Regions from separate parts of the Homo sapiens genome. Here region 1 is linked to region 2. Evidence: chromatin contacts called from ENCODE Hi-C or POLR2A ChIA-PET data. All regions are on one chromosome and are shown on one strand. Each heading gives the region's core, a stretch centred on a gene start or an enhancer-like site at or near the end of the contact. The rest is flanking DNA. Distances are from core to core; before and after follow the strand shown. Region 1 overlaps MTHFD2L (methylenetetrahydrofolate dehydrogenase (NADP+ dependent) 2 like). Region 2 overlaps MTHFD2L (methylenetetrahydrofolate dehydrogenase (NADP+ dependent) 2 like).

What was found. Hi-C counts contacts between places; a loop is a spot of excess contacts on that map. ChIA-PET counts read pairs that join two places held with the same protein, here RNA polymerase II (POLR2A). Pooled maps may share reads with other maps.
Region 1: a map of PC-3 shows a loop between it and region 2 (4-fold over the local background). The contact joins two enhancer-like sites. A Hi-C loop is called at or near these places in 5 of 168 maps with a recorded cell type or tissue (HCT116, MCF 10A, PC-3 and 2 more) and 1 of 50 pooled maps. POLR2A ChIA-PET finds 5 or more read pairs at or near these places in 3 of 52 experiments (AG04450, MCF 10A and OCI-LY7).

What each region holds. Positions count from the first base shown.
Region 1 is chr4:74,266,107-74,273,980 of GRCh38, forward strand. All of the region lies in intron 6 of MTHFD2L (methylenetetrahydrofolate dehydrogenase (NADP+ dependent) 2 like), which reads left to right. Among named protein-coding and RNA genes, the nearest start is that of EPGN, 38 kb to the right of the region's middle. Within about 2 kb of position 1,970, at least 4 of the 41 ENCODE cell types and tissues checked have a DNase peak (open chromatin) inside an H3K27ac peak, as active enhancers do; they include PC-3, where a contact is called at or near this core.
Region 2 is chr4:74,227,581-74,234,384 of GRCh38, forward strand. All of the region lies in intron 6 of MTHFD2L (methylenetetrahydrofolate dehydrogenase (NADP+ dependent) 2 like), which reads left to right. Among named protein-coding and RNA genes, the nearest start is that of MTHFD2L, 73 kb to the left of the region's middle. RefSeq lists a silencer at 1,218-1,287. Within about 2 kb of position 3,396, at least 10 of the 41 ENCODE cell types and tissues checked have a DNase peak (open chromatin) inside an H3K27ac peak, as active enhancers do; they include PC-3, where a contact is called at or near this core.

The DNA.
Region 1 (7,874 bases), core at 720-3,219, 37 kb after region 2:
AAACTTTATTGACTTTTTCATTACAACCTTTGAAAGTTACTGGAACATAGCAGAAACTCAAGCTTCATCTATGTGGACTCTTATGTTGTTCCAGAGGTTTCATATAAGTATCAAGACATGGTAGGGGCATTTAGTTTTCACTATTATGTTTCTAAACTCTCATCAAATGAGCTAGTCATCATCTGATTTGGTCCTTGTCCAACTGCCTACACATGCACTTGCAGAAGTGCTCCTTTTTGCCCAATTGCTTTAATCTCTCTATTACCCTGTCATCCTTAGGTACACAGGAAATGCTAAGACAGTGTCTAAGGCATCTGCTTTAGCCATCCTTCCATCTATTTAATTATTTGGGACCATACCACCTTTCCAACCACTACACAGGCTATAGGAAAAATATATTTTTGTTTTTGGATTTCCAAAACCAAAACTAGGGATTTTGCCAGTTCTCCAAGACACAGCCCAGGGAGCATTGACTAGCAACATCTCCCTGGGAACCTCTGAAGTCTAAGCTCTCACCACTTCTCCAACTCTCCTGACTTTTCGAACTCAACCCTTCCATTTTCTTGTTTGAGTCTCTCTGTTCTTCTAAAGTGCTAGGCTTTTGAAATCTTGAAGCTAAGAAGTAAGGTCTCCACTTCTCTCCTGTCTATCACTTTTCTGAGTCAATCAGCACTGAATGCCTTAGCTGCTGCTAGAATGCTTAAAGGTTGTAGGAGAAGGGAAAATCTAAGACTGCATAAGAGGGGAATACTAGGGATTGTAAAAAAGTAATTTGTTTTCTAAATATCAGGCCTCATTTCTTTGTATTATCTAGACTATCTGGCTTTCAGGAGGTACATCTTTAAAAGAAAGAAATTGGACTAATTGGTTTTTCAAGTTGAGCTCTGGGGAACCTAAAGGGATTTGGCTGGTAGCAGAGCTCCCCTCTACCTCTTTTCAACTAATATACCTCTCCTTGCTTTGATCCTTTTACACACTGAGCTTGGTAAACAATTTTCCTTTAAATAAATGTTTCTAAAATGTTTGAAACCCATTCCATTCGACTTTAATACTCTGTGAATAACATGACAGTTGGTAATATAGACCCTTGCCTATTGTCCCTACTGGCCTGCAGTCTCTCCTCATTCCCCAAGTGCATTGGTGTCTGTTTGCAGGAAATACATTTCTTTTTTCTATTCTATTCTTTTCTTTTCTTTTCTTTTCTTTCTTTCTCTTTCTCTCTTTCTTTCTTCCTTTCTTTCTCCTTTCTTTCTTCCTTTCTCTTTTTTCTTTCTTTCTTTCTTTCTTTTCTTTCTTTCTTTTCTTTCTTTCTTCTTTCTTTGACAGCATATCACTTTGTTGCCTAGGCTGGTGGCGCCATCGTGGCTCACTGTAGCCTCAATCCACCGCCCACCCCTGCCCACCCGGGCTTAAGCAATCTTCCCACCTCACCCTCCCAAGTAGCTGGGACCACAGCCATGCACCACCATGTCCAGCTTTGTTTGTTTGCTTGTTTGTTTGTTGCTGTTTGTAGTGACAAGGTTTCCCTATGTTGCCCAGGCTGGTTTTGAACTCCTGGGCTCTGGCGATCCTCCCACCTTGGCCTCTTAAAGTTCTGGGATTACAGGTGCCCTCAGAGAATAAGGTTTGATTGATGGGAGGAAGAAAAGAGAAGCACACATTTGGACCCCACAGGTCCATTGACTTTGCAGAAATATGGTCCAAGGCAGAAGGTGATGGAACTACTTGAATGATCCTATGAATTTCTGAATATAAGAGGATTCCAAAGCCCTAGACGATCCAATATGGCACAGAGCAGAGCCCTACTGGCCCTGAGCTCTGTAAGGAACCTAGCACCATCCTGGTACCACAAGGAATAGAAGCTTTGGGGGCATTCAGATATTGTCCTTGGCATGAATATTATTCTCATGACAGGCATGATAGGCATATCTGTTCAGATAGGAACCAAAGAAGCCAGAGAAAAGAAAAAGAACAGGAAATGTTCTGTGGTCACTGCCACTGACTCACTGGGTTGTAAACACTTTTTGAGGATTTCTAGAAATAACAGGAGGATACCTGGGAGAAGACACTGAGGTTTTTGTATTACTAATGTAGGCTCTATTTATCTAGGATGCATTTAGCCATTATATTACTGTCTGCAAAGCAAATAATGCTGAAGAAAGTTTTTCTAATCTAGAAAGAAGCATACATTCACACAAATTCCACTCTAATTATTATCTTTATTTATGTAGTAGGACAATTTCCAGCTGAAGAAGTGATCCACCTGAGTAAGCATTTCCATGGTGTTCCTTTTATATCTGAGTTAGAGTTCTGGTTTTGTTCCCAGCCTTACCTCTGACTCATCATTGTGAAACCAAGAAATCATTTAGCCTCTCAGCACCTCAAAATCTTTCTTCTGTGAATGAGGATAATGGGTAAACCTTTTCTTGCTTCACTGAATTGTTGTGAAGTTTAATTAGATAATGTTTACACAGTCCTTTGAACTCTACTAATTAAAGTGATGTGTAAATATGGCGCTTCCTTTTATCAGGATGGCTTGACTGAGCCATTTCATGAAGAGTTACAGATGACTATGATAGGAGTATCCATAGGGAAGTGATTAATTTTTTTTAATTCATGTAAACTCAATTCTGAGATTATCAAATACACATATGAAAATATCCAGTTGCGGCTGTAATTAGGGAGAATAAGGATATAGCCTCCCACTAGCTGAAGAGCTAATGGTCACACCTTCACATTAGGGAAAGCTTAGCTCCTAGGGTGTAGACTAGTGCTCTGTTTGCTTTAGGTATTGCTATCATTTTTTTCTATGTTACCTTTATTCGGTATTTTTTTGCCTAGGCAACATTGGTGATTTATTTTATATTTGTCATATAATGAATCACAAAATAGCATATTTACAATCCCTTGATGAGAAAGACATAAGCTTTAAAGTAGTGTGAATCTATATAGATGATCCATTGGTTCATTTACTTATCAAAGAGATTTTCACCTGAAACAGAAAAATCTTAGATAAATCAGAAATCTTCTTACTAAGTTTCCCAAGGAGACTGTTTTACTCTAATATTATCATCTCAATTACTTTTGAAATTCTGCATTAGTAAGAAACCCTTTCTTTTGCCAGAAATAAGTTGATAAAAGGATTAATTAGCTTGGGGGGAAAAAACACAAGTTTTTCTCCATAAGCCTTCTTTGTGCGTTAGTGTATAATTATCTTTGTTAGACAGAATTTTCTAAATGATAATATTATAGGTATGTAACAATTCAATTTCATATGCTACTGAATGACTCAGAATTTGGAGTTAATATAGTTTATTGAAAACTCAGATAACTAATATGGGAGTTTTGAAAACTGCTAAATATCATAATGGGAGTTTACAGCAGGAAATGTTTCTATAAAATCTAGTAGCTTGTTTTTTATACTTGTAATGCATAACAAATACATTATATATAATAATAAATAATGTATAAATAATGTATGAATAAATTATGTCTACTTTCATTACCTATGTACTTCAGGGATATGTCTGCTGATGGACCAGCATAACATAAAAGCACTTTGAACTGTTTGAAACTTCAAATTCAGAGTCTGATTTTCTATCTTCTGAAATATATTTTCTGCCTCAAATCCTCACCAGTATGATATGAGTAGAATTACACAGAAATTTGAAATTATTTAGGTCCAGGCGGAAGACTTGTCAAAAGTGTGATAGTGCCTTAGTAAACTCTAAGGCATAATAGCAGAGGTGTATTATTTGATATTTCCAGAAGAAGGCAGATAAGTATAGATTATTTTGATCCAAGGAGACACTAAAGAAAACAAAATACAGATCTAAAACTGTAAAACATGTAGCCTTAGGATGCACAAAGATAAAATAGAATTCAAATTTGCTACCATGGAGAATAAATATTCTATTTACGGACCTAAGGTCCTGAATGAATCTGTATCCCTACACAATGGGGTTTTTAGGTATTCTTTTTTTAAATAGAAAGATAAAGGTTAGTTTTAGTCATTAGCTAGTGGTTTTCTTTTTGTCCAAAATTCATTTTATTTTTTTCTTTTTATTATTATTATTATTATACTTTAACTTCTAGAGTACATGTGCACAACATGCAGGTTTGTTACGTATGTATACATGTGCCATGTGGGTGTGCTGCACCCATTAACTCGTCATTTAACATTAGGTATATCTCATAATGTTTTCCCTCCCCCCTTCCCTCACCCCACAACAGGCCCCGGTGTGCGATGTTCCCCTTCCTGTGTCCAAGTGTTCTCATTGTTCAATTCCCACCTATGAGTGAGAACATGCAGTGTTTGGTTTTTTGTTCTTGCAACAGTTTGCTGAGAATGATGGTTTCCAGCTTCATCCATGTCCCTACAAAGGACATGAACTCATCATTTTTTATGGCTACATAGTATTCCATGGTGTATATGTGCCACATTTTCTTAATCCAGTCTATCATTAATGGACATTTGGGTTGGTTCCAAGTCTTTGCTATTGTGAGTAGTGCCGCAATAAACATACATCTGCATGTGTCTTTATAGCAGCATGATTTATAATCCTTTGGGTATATACCCAGTAATGGGACGGCTGAGTCAAATGGTATTTCTAGTTCTAGATACCTGAGGAATAGCCACACTGTCTTCCACAGTGGTTGAACTAGTTTACAGTCCCACCAACAGTGTCAAAGTGTTCCTATTTCTCCACATCCTCTCCAGCACCTGTTGTTTCCTGACTTTTTAATGATTGCCATTCTAACTGGTGTGAGATGGTATCTCATTGTGGTTTTGATTTGCATTTCTCTGATGGCCAGTGAGGATGAGCATTTTTTCATGTGTCTGTTGGCTGCATAAATGTCTTCTTTTGAGAAGTGTCTGTTCATATCCTTCGCCCACTTGTTGATGGGGTTGTTTGTTTTTTTCTTGTAAATTTGTCTGAGTTATTTGTAGATTCTGAATATTAGCCCTTTGTCAGATGAGTAGACTGCAAAAATATTCTCCCATTCTGTAGGTTGCCTGTTCACTCTAATTGTAGTTTCTTTTGCTGTGCAGAAGCTCTTTAGTTTAATTAGATTCCATTTGTCAATTTGGCTTTTATTGCCATTGCTTTTGGTGTTTTAGACATGAAGTCCTTGCCCATGCCTATGCCTTGAATGGTATTACCTAGGTTTTCTTCTAGAGTTTTTATGGTTTTAGGTCTAATATTTAAGTCTTTAATCCATCTTGAATTAATTTTTGTATAAGGTGTAAGGAAGGGATCCAGTTTCAGCTTTCTACATATGGCTAGCCAGTTTTCCCAGCACCATTTATTAAATAGGGAATCCTTTCCCCATTTCTTGTTTTTGTCACGTTTGTCAAAGATCTGATGGTTGTAGATGTGTGGTATTATTTCTGAGGGCTCTGTTCTGTTCCATTGGTCTATATCTCTATTTTGGTACCAGTACCATGCTGTTTTGGTTACTGTAGCCTTGTAGTATAGTTTGAAGTCAGGTAGCATGATGCCTCCAGCTTGTTCTTTTGGCTTAGGATTGTCTTGGCAGTGCGGGCTCTTTTTTGGTTCCATATGAACTTTAAAGTAGTTTTTTCCAATTCTGTGAAGAAAGTCATTGGTAGCTTGATGGGGATGGCATTGAATCTATAAATTACCTTGGGCAGTATGGCCATTTTCACAATATTGATTCTTCCTATCCATGAGCATGGAATGTTCTTTCATTTGTTTGTATCCTCTTTTATTTCATTGAGCAGTGGTTTGTAGTTGTCCTTGAAGAGGTCTTTCACATCCCTTGTAAGTTGGATTCCTAGGTATTTTATTCTCTTTGAAGTATAGCTAGTAGTTTTAAGAGGGTATTATGTAAGTTCAGACAGAAGTCAATCTGAAGCTGGATAGATGTAGCCCCAATAATGTTGATGATAATACCAAAGTTTTACCCACAAAAATTCTGGCATCGCTTTGATATCTTCAATTTGGGCTTGATTTGGATACAAAGGTATTGGTAAGTCTACGTCGCTATCGAAACTAGCTATGAATAGGGCATCCTAAGGGATTTTAAGAAAGAGATAAATCAGGACATCATTTAATCTGGCAACTCCCCTTTCAGAGTATCAAATTAACAGGTGTGGGATCACGGAGGAGGAAAGACTGTATTTCTGTTCTAAGCCTGGACATAAGGAATGTTTAGGAGTTATTGGAAATGCCCACCACCTGCATAGTATGTTTATTCCAAGGGGACTGTTGAATAAGAATAGAAGAGTTTAAGGCTAATATGGTCATACCTATATCAATCAAAAGGTTGTTCTTTTAACATTATAAGAAATTTCTCCTTGTGAATTTAAGGGTAAAATGAGAAACTGGGCATTTGATTTCCTTTAAAGCACTTCCATTTTTACATCCTTCATTTTTTCCCTTTATTTTTAATATATTAACTTTTTTGTCAGTGTTCTTTCTGTTTACAGTATCTGCAACTGGCTTTACCGAGTAACTCCCTGTTCAGGGAGTGTTTAATGATTGGTAATACCGGATTGTTTTATCTGTAGGGGCCTGAATTTGATTTAAGACTTATTTGATTTTTGTGCCAAGTCCCTTTCAAAATGTTCAACAGGGTGCTAGAGGTCTGGCAATAGGCTGTTTCCCGTTTCTGCTTTTTCTTGTGTTTTAACTCTTTTATTTCTGGCTTAAGGTCATTCACAAGAAAATGAGCAGAAAGTGAGGCTTCATCTGAATCAGTGTTTACTTCTGAATTCTGTCAAAAGGTGTCAAATAACCTATCCTTGAACTCCCTAATGAACTTATTCTTTCTTTGCTTATAGGACTGAATCAGAGTCCAATCTATGTTTACAGGAAAGATTTGGGGGATAGCTTCCAAAAGACATTCAAAATCTACAGCTTGCAAAATCCCTCTGATTTCTTATGCAATTAGGAATCTTTGTATTACGCCTTTTTATCCAGTTCTTTTGTATCTGAGCATATGAAGTAATAGATATCGATTTGAGGAGTATGGGTTTTACATTCCTAAAACTATTCCTGATGTCCCTGCAAATTTTATCGTGGTGAGGCTTTGGGTACATTTTAATAATGGCTTTTAGCTCAGAATGAGATGAAGTCTTAAAATTAACAATAAGAGTTTTTTTCTGTTCTGACAGGGGCTTAACTTTATAAAATAATGCACTTTAGGAGTTTCTGGACAGCCAGAAGAAAGGGGGAACAAGTCAGAAGGAGATGGAGAAACACTCTGGGAGAAGAAGAATAATAGGATAAAGGCCATTAAGTTTGTGTTGAAGTTTGAAGGAATCTAAAAGAGATTAAGTATTTCACTTTTATTTTTTTGCCTCAACAAAGGAATCTTTTAAGGGAATAATTTTGAAGTCTGAATAATTTTGAATACTTCCTCAAACACATTAACAATGCAAATCATTGGACGTTTGAAATTTTATTCCTTTATGTTCTAAGGCACCTCTCAAATGTACACTTCTGTTCATATCAAAACGCCTTGAAAATGTCTATTATAATTCTAAATTATCTTTAGTGAAACTAAGCCATTTAGAAAGATAATAAATATAAGAATTTGTGTTATGGTACAAATACATGTACAAAGAAAGAGTCTGTCAGAGGGGGAATGGTCTTCGGTTTAAACTGAGCCAAGTCCAGCAGAGTCTAGGAACTATCAGGTGAAAGTACTGCTGTGTACCTCCTGCCTCAGCCCCCCATGGCCTGATGGCTGGGCCTTCTCCAGGTGCAAACCTCACACGTGCAGTTTTCACAGATAGTAAAGTTTGGAGAGATTTCACGAGACAGACTGGGAAAAGCACTCATAAGATTTTGGTAAGTGACCTCAGGCAAAATTTTTCCAGAGTTTTCCATAGTTCAGAGGAACTT
Region 2 (6,804 bases), core at 2,146-4,645:
TCTTTGACGGCTTATTATATTACTCTGATTTTAATAAAATATTAATAAATTATGAGGATACTAGTAAGAAATGTTGTTGGGAAGGTAGCCAGGGTTAACTCATGAAGGACGTTGTCGGCCATGGTTAGGATTTTGATATAAGCCAAGAATGGCTGACAGCAGATCAACATGGTCTGACTTAGGTTTTAAAGGACTGATCACACCTTTAAAAACATATCAGACCTCATGTCTGCAGTTGTGTCAAAAACTGACTTTAGAGGTGTAAAAGTAGAAACAGAGAGGAGAGGTATTGCAATTTCATTTAATGGGTCTAGATTTTGCTCTAATTTGTTTTGTATTTGAACACATAGTTTCAATCAAATTTAATAAAATATCTGATTCTTCTATAGGCCCTTTTCTGGAACCTAGAACATATACATGACTGCAGGAACAGTAGTTGGCTCCTCATAGAGTAAAAATAGAAATGTTCTTTTTCCCAGAAAAAAAATCAGTAAGCTGGTACAGATAACCATACCACATTGCCTGTTTTTCCAAAAAATTACATTTGGGTGATATCAAATGCAAATTTTTGAACTGCATTGACAGAAGTCAGGCATGTTTAGAGAGTTAGTAAACTTTTTCAGACCACAGATCAGCATTAAGTGAAATACTGCTTCAGCCACTGATACCTTCATGGCAGATAAGTATTATACTGACTTCTTTTTAGAGACACTTCTGTTCACACACAAGACACAGAATTTGTTGAATAAAGAGGAATTTGAATGCTCATCTTTGTCCGTTTCTAACCTTAGGAAGAATGAAGTTTACATTATCCTTAAAAGGTATTATTTGACTAATGTTAACAGCTTGTACAGAATATTTGACTATTGTCCTTAGATAACATTTATCAAATATTATATTGAATGAGTATTTTATTCTAGTGGAGGAAAATCTCTCATCATGCCTTCCTACTCGTGGTTTGTTTTATTATTATGACAAATGGCACATGGGTGATCACAATCCACTTGCAAGAAACACTGATATTCTCTTGTAACTAAGTCAAAGCTTATGCCATAATGCCAACACTGTTGTCCTCCTTGAGTTTATCCTCTCTAGCTTTCTTTGTAAAGGCCTAAATCAGCCTTGAGTACAGATATTTAAAAAGAAGACAGGAAAAGAAAAAGAAAAGGAAAATAAAGGAACAGAAGGACAAGGAAGACTCAAGCCTATATAAAATAAACAAGACAGGAGCCAGGAGGTACTCAAGCTTTAGGTGTGGTGGGTGTTGAGGCTGTCCCACAAGCATCCCGCTGAGGGTATTTTCTTACCACCAGAGGGCGCCAGTCAGGTGAGCAGCTACTTCAGATGTAGCCAAGTTGGCCATACACCATGCTAATACTAGTTAGAAGACATTTTAAACAAAGACAGTGGGAAGAAGTCCTGTTCCTTGCTTTTTTATTTCACCTTTAATGCCTCTTACTAAATACAAAAGTATGTTGAATGTAGAAGACAGATTTGTATGTAGTTCTGCAGTCTTCTTGAAGAAATAAATATTTAGCCAATGGGAAATTTAGGGGAAGAAAATTGAGAATTTATAAGAAACAACTAAAGATTGCTACATTTCCAGTTAATTAATAATCACCTGGAGAAGTTAGGGATAAAACATGTAGGCATTTATAAATTATAGAAAGAATGTGAGTGAATATAAAAAATAAATCCCATATAACCAGACAATAGGAATAAAGTATTGCCAGAATGACCATATCATGCATTGTGTGTGGGAACTAAACAAATACAAATAGCAGTGGGTATTTAAAGGAAATAGTGATCTAATGGCAGAGGTAGCCAGAACGGGGAGGGCTAGATCACTGTCATAATGAGAATGTCAGCATATATGGAAACAACCTCATCTAGGAGAACTCAGGGTAGAAGGAGGAGGATTGCGTGATATATATCAGAAAGAATGATAATGTCTGAGAGATGAGAGTGAAGAATGTGGTAATGAAATCTTGACACAAGCTTGAAGAAAGTAAAAGAGGAAATCCTGTGTGAAGATCCTGAGACATGAATATTAGCTTATTTAATATTAATGTCATCCCTCCAGTTTCTCATAGTACTACTCCTACTGGCTTATATATCACTCACCTTTTTAAAATTGCCCCCAAAATTGAGATTTAGACTCAGTTAGAAGCTTAGATCTGCAGAATCAGACCCTGTCACACTATGCAATTAGAAGTAAGTAGCTTCAAGTCCCTACTCAAAGCCAAATCTCTGAGTTCACAGAGAGAGTTAACAAGTTTCTAGAGTACTTTAATGTACCATGGTTATAGCACATAGTACCTGTTTATAGTTGTTATCTTCATTAGACTACAGCAGGTAAAGGCGTGGTATTTTTTTTTAAGCTTGCTAGGTAAGTGCTTAGAACAATATCTAACACATAGTGGTTGCCCAGTAAATGTGAGCTGTGTTGATTTTGAGATTATAACTACAATAAGAACTTTTTCAAATTGATACATATTTAGCCGATATAATCTAATTTTTTAAGATGGAATTATTCTAGTTGTTGGATTTACACACTGTAGCATTATTTTTGGGAACTACCAAATTATTCCAGTTTGTCATCATAAAGTAGTTGCTAAAGCAATAAAAAGTGAAATATTTATTCATGAAAGAGTAGTTCATGTCATTAAGTGTATGAATGGAGTGATTTAGGTGTAAATGTTAAGATTAAGAAATGATGGGAAAGGTGGCCGGGTGCAGTGGCTTACATCTGTAATCCTAGCACTTTGGGAGGCTCAGGTGGGTGGATCACCTGTGGTCAGGAGTTTGAGACCAGCCTGTCCAACATGGTGAAACCCTGTCTCTACTAAAAATACAAAAATTAGCCAGGTGTGGTGGTGGGTGCCTGTAATCCCAGCTACTCAAGAGGCTGAGGCAGGAGAATCACTTGAACCCGGGAGGCGGAGGTTGCAGTGAGCCGAGATCACACCACTGCACTCCAGCCTGGGCAACAGAGCAAGACTCTGTCTCAGAAAAAAAAAAAAAAGAAAAAAGAAAAAAAGAAATTATGGGAAAGGTGAAGAAAGAGTAAGGAGACTATTACATCTAAAGAACAGTAAGAGTACTGGATGGTTGAAAGGGGAGGAGCAGTTTAGGGAAAGGCTAAATCAGCTTTGCACAAGCTACTGATAAAGAAGGGAAAGCTAGCCAGTATCAATTCTAAGATCATGTTGGAGATCATTGGGCTTTCTCGTATCTGCTTTAAGGAAACTGTAGGCTATCCTAAGTCTGTAAAATTCTAGGAATCTTCATTATTCAGCAGGATAGGCAAGTTTTTTTAGACATTGTCCACATTACCCTCCACCCATCTGAGTAAACTCTGAAACTATATTCAGGAAATGAGCTGCTGAGTCAATGCCACTTGCATGTCAAGCTCTGGATGCAGTGTCACGGTGGTGAAAGCTGGCATTTTTGGCCACTAAGCCATCCCTTCCAGCATGACGAATGAACCTTCACAGTTGTAACTTTAGAGTGTCTATTGCAACACTTTTAATGACAGATACCATGATATAAAACAGGATAAATGGGCAATTTAGTAACTCAGAATATTCATACTTACTTGTCATAAAGTACAAAGTGACCAACGAATTTCCTTTCACCACTTCTCCAATCATATTATCAAGTCTTAGAAACACTCCCATCAAACATTATCCTAGGGCTCAATAGGGTTTTCCCCCGGGTGTATTTCCTCCTCCTTGAAACAGGGTTCGTAATTTTCAGGAAACCAGGACATGGAGAAGTTCCAAGGGGTGGGGCAAGGAAATAGCTCCACCATCCCCACAGCTCATGCAACCCGGGAGTACAACTTGCTCACTTACGGCCCTGAGTGCTTCCTGAGTGATGCCAGCACATTTCATGGCTTCACTCATACTATAGTCCTTTCCATATCTCATTTCTTATTTGTTATTGTCCAGCTTGTCCTCTTTTGCTAGCCTCTGCTACTCCACTTAAGGGTTCCTTCCCTCCTTCCTAAAAGTTGTCATTATTTTCATGGTACAGAGTAGTGAAAATGCACAGGCCTTTCTAAAGTAAGAATTCCAGGATTTAAATTCCAGCTCTGAGACTTGCTGATTGTGAGCTTGGTCTCATTTCTGAATCTCAATCTGTTCATTGATGTGATTTAAATGATAATAATAAAAGTAACCTTTCATAGCGATGTCTACTTTATATTTTTGATCTTAACTATGCTGATCTAAGTAGAATTTCCCATATCTAAAATGATGCCTTTTACTTATTGAAAGGCATTTTAGTGTGGTTTATGTGTAATACCAAATAAAGAATATTTAACACTTCTCAAAAAAAAACCTTTTGCATAGTGTAATCAAGCTAGCCAATCCATGTAAAGAGCATAGCACAGTGCCCAGTATATTGCAAATATTCAATAAGTGTTATGTGTTAATGTATTCTATGTTAGGCATTGCATGTGAATATTTAAACAATTTAGAAATGATAAATCAGTTGATTATTAAGCTACAACTTAGCATAACTAAAAGAATATACTTCTTGGTTGCTTTTGATACTAATACAGTATCAGAGTAGAGTAGTTCTTATAAGCATAAATAAATTAAGAAGTGACTTACACATGAGGGACCAACTTTATGGAAACTTTATTTTTATACTTAAGATGTATGCCTTCTCAGGATGACATCAGCACTTGTTCATAGATGTGTATTATGTTGTTCCCTGGATGAATTCCTTATTGCCTCTCCCTCCTTTGGAACAACCTGACTTTGAGAGGGGAGATAGGGAAGGCCGAGGCACTTAGATGAAAGGGATTTTTTTCTCTCAGGCCTTTATCCACCGTCCCAGTCTCCCTCTCTCTCTGTTTCTACCTCATCTTCCCACCTCAGGCTATTCTGGCCCTCACAACCCATGCCCAAAGCCTAAGTTACTAAGTAAGCAAAGCTTCCCTGGCCTGCAGTGAGCTTTGTCAATACCTGAGAGGGCAGCCTGACTACTGATATTTTTCTTGGTGTCAGTAATACATCCTTACTGCAAAAACTTAGAAAACTTGGACAATAGAGAGGGAGGGAAAGAACCTTAATCCCAACCAAAGTGAAATAAGGTAAACAATTTGATGTTTGACCTTGTACTGTTTTATATTTATACATAGATCTAAATATTTAAACAATTCTTTTGCCTTGTATATACTATTTGTATTTAGCAGCTCTACACCATGTACGTGCTTCTTCATAAAATGCTTTCTTCCAAAACAGACTTCTAATGACTCTATAGTATTGAGTGCTATGGATATACTAAATTTTATTTATTCAGTTCTTGACTATTGGACATTTAGATAGTTCCCTGAGTTTTACTGTTATGAATAATGCAGCAAACAGCTGTAAACATCTTAGATTATTTGCATCGTAACCCATAATATTTATCGTATTGGTCTTAAGTTTATTTTCTTAGTAATTATTACTTATATTCTAAAAACAAATGAACATTTAAGCTTGGTGTATAATAAAGGCTTACACGTGTGTTTAATATTAAAGCATATTTCATACCTTACCTGTGCATTTATGTAAAGTTTTAACAGAGAGAGGAGATAGCTGTGTCTCGTTTGTAACCCATTCTCCAGGCCTGTTACCATTACCAATCAGTATACTATGAAGCTTTAGATCCTTATCTTTCCACAAGAGAAGATAGAAGCCTAGTGTGTGGGGAAGGGGACTCAAATATGAAGTGGGGTGTAGTATCAAAAGAAACGTGGTCTTTAAAGTAAAGAGGGTTTGGTTTTAAATTCAATTTTAACTTTAAAAATCACATCTAACTCTCTGGGCTTTATTTTCAGCTATCGCAAAATGGAGGTAGTAATACTAGTGTTTATAAACTGTCATGAGAATTACATCCTTAGCACATAATGGCTACTAAGTGAAGGTAGTTTCCCTTCCCTTCATTCTCCTATTGTGTGGTGAGCTCCTATTGTGTGGTGAGCCAATCACTAAAATTACAACATGTTTTAAATGAAAATATATGAAAATTTATTATCTATTATGAAAAGACTTTAACTTTCTAATACTTTGGTAATATAGACTGTACAAAAACATGTACAAACTTTTATATGTTTCCTTGCTCGTTAGCCTCAAATAAGCAAAAACATTTTTCCAAGATCGATCACCTCAGAACCATCACAAAGTTTTATTTTTTTTTCTTCATTTGACTGAGACCCTTGTGTTTTTCTCCTCAACTTGTTCTAATTACAGGGACTTTTGAAAAGGGGGAATCTTTTCATCTCTAGGTTTTTTCAATCTATGGTATTAGTACATGGTTAGCTGAGGTTGATTTTTTTTCTTTTGAGGCTCTTCTCTCAACACATATATATGTACTATTTCTGATTTTTCATGAGTAAAACAAGCATTGATAGCAATATCCAAAAAAGCTTCAGTAAAGAACAATTTATATCAAAGATCTTTCTTCACTGTGGAGAATCACAGACTTCCTTGGAAATATACTTTAGATGGTCAAATGATACATCATTTAAACTTAATTCTATTTGGGTCCATGCATGTATATCATGGGCTTGGGAAGAAGTGAGGTTCTTCCTTTCAAGTTATGTCTGTAGCCTTTGATATTATCACTTTGTTATATTTTTATGTCCAGGTCTTTAAAAGGTTTATGTTAGGAAATACTTAAATATACCCAAAAGTGTATAAGAATAATGTTAATTAAAACGTTAACACTTATGTTATCAATACCTAAATTTGACAGATGTGAATATTATGTATATTTTCAATCTACCTGTTTTATATTTCTATAACTTGC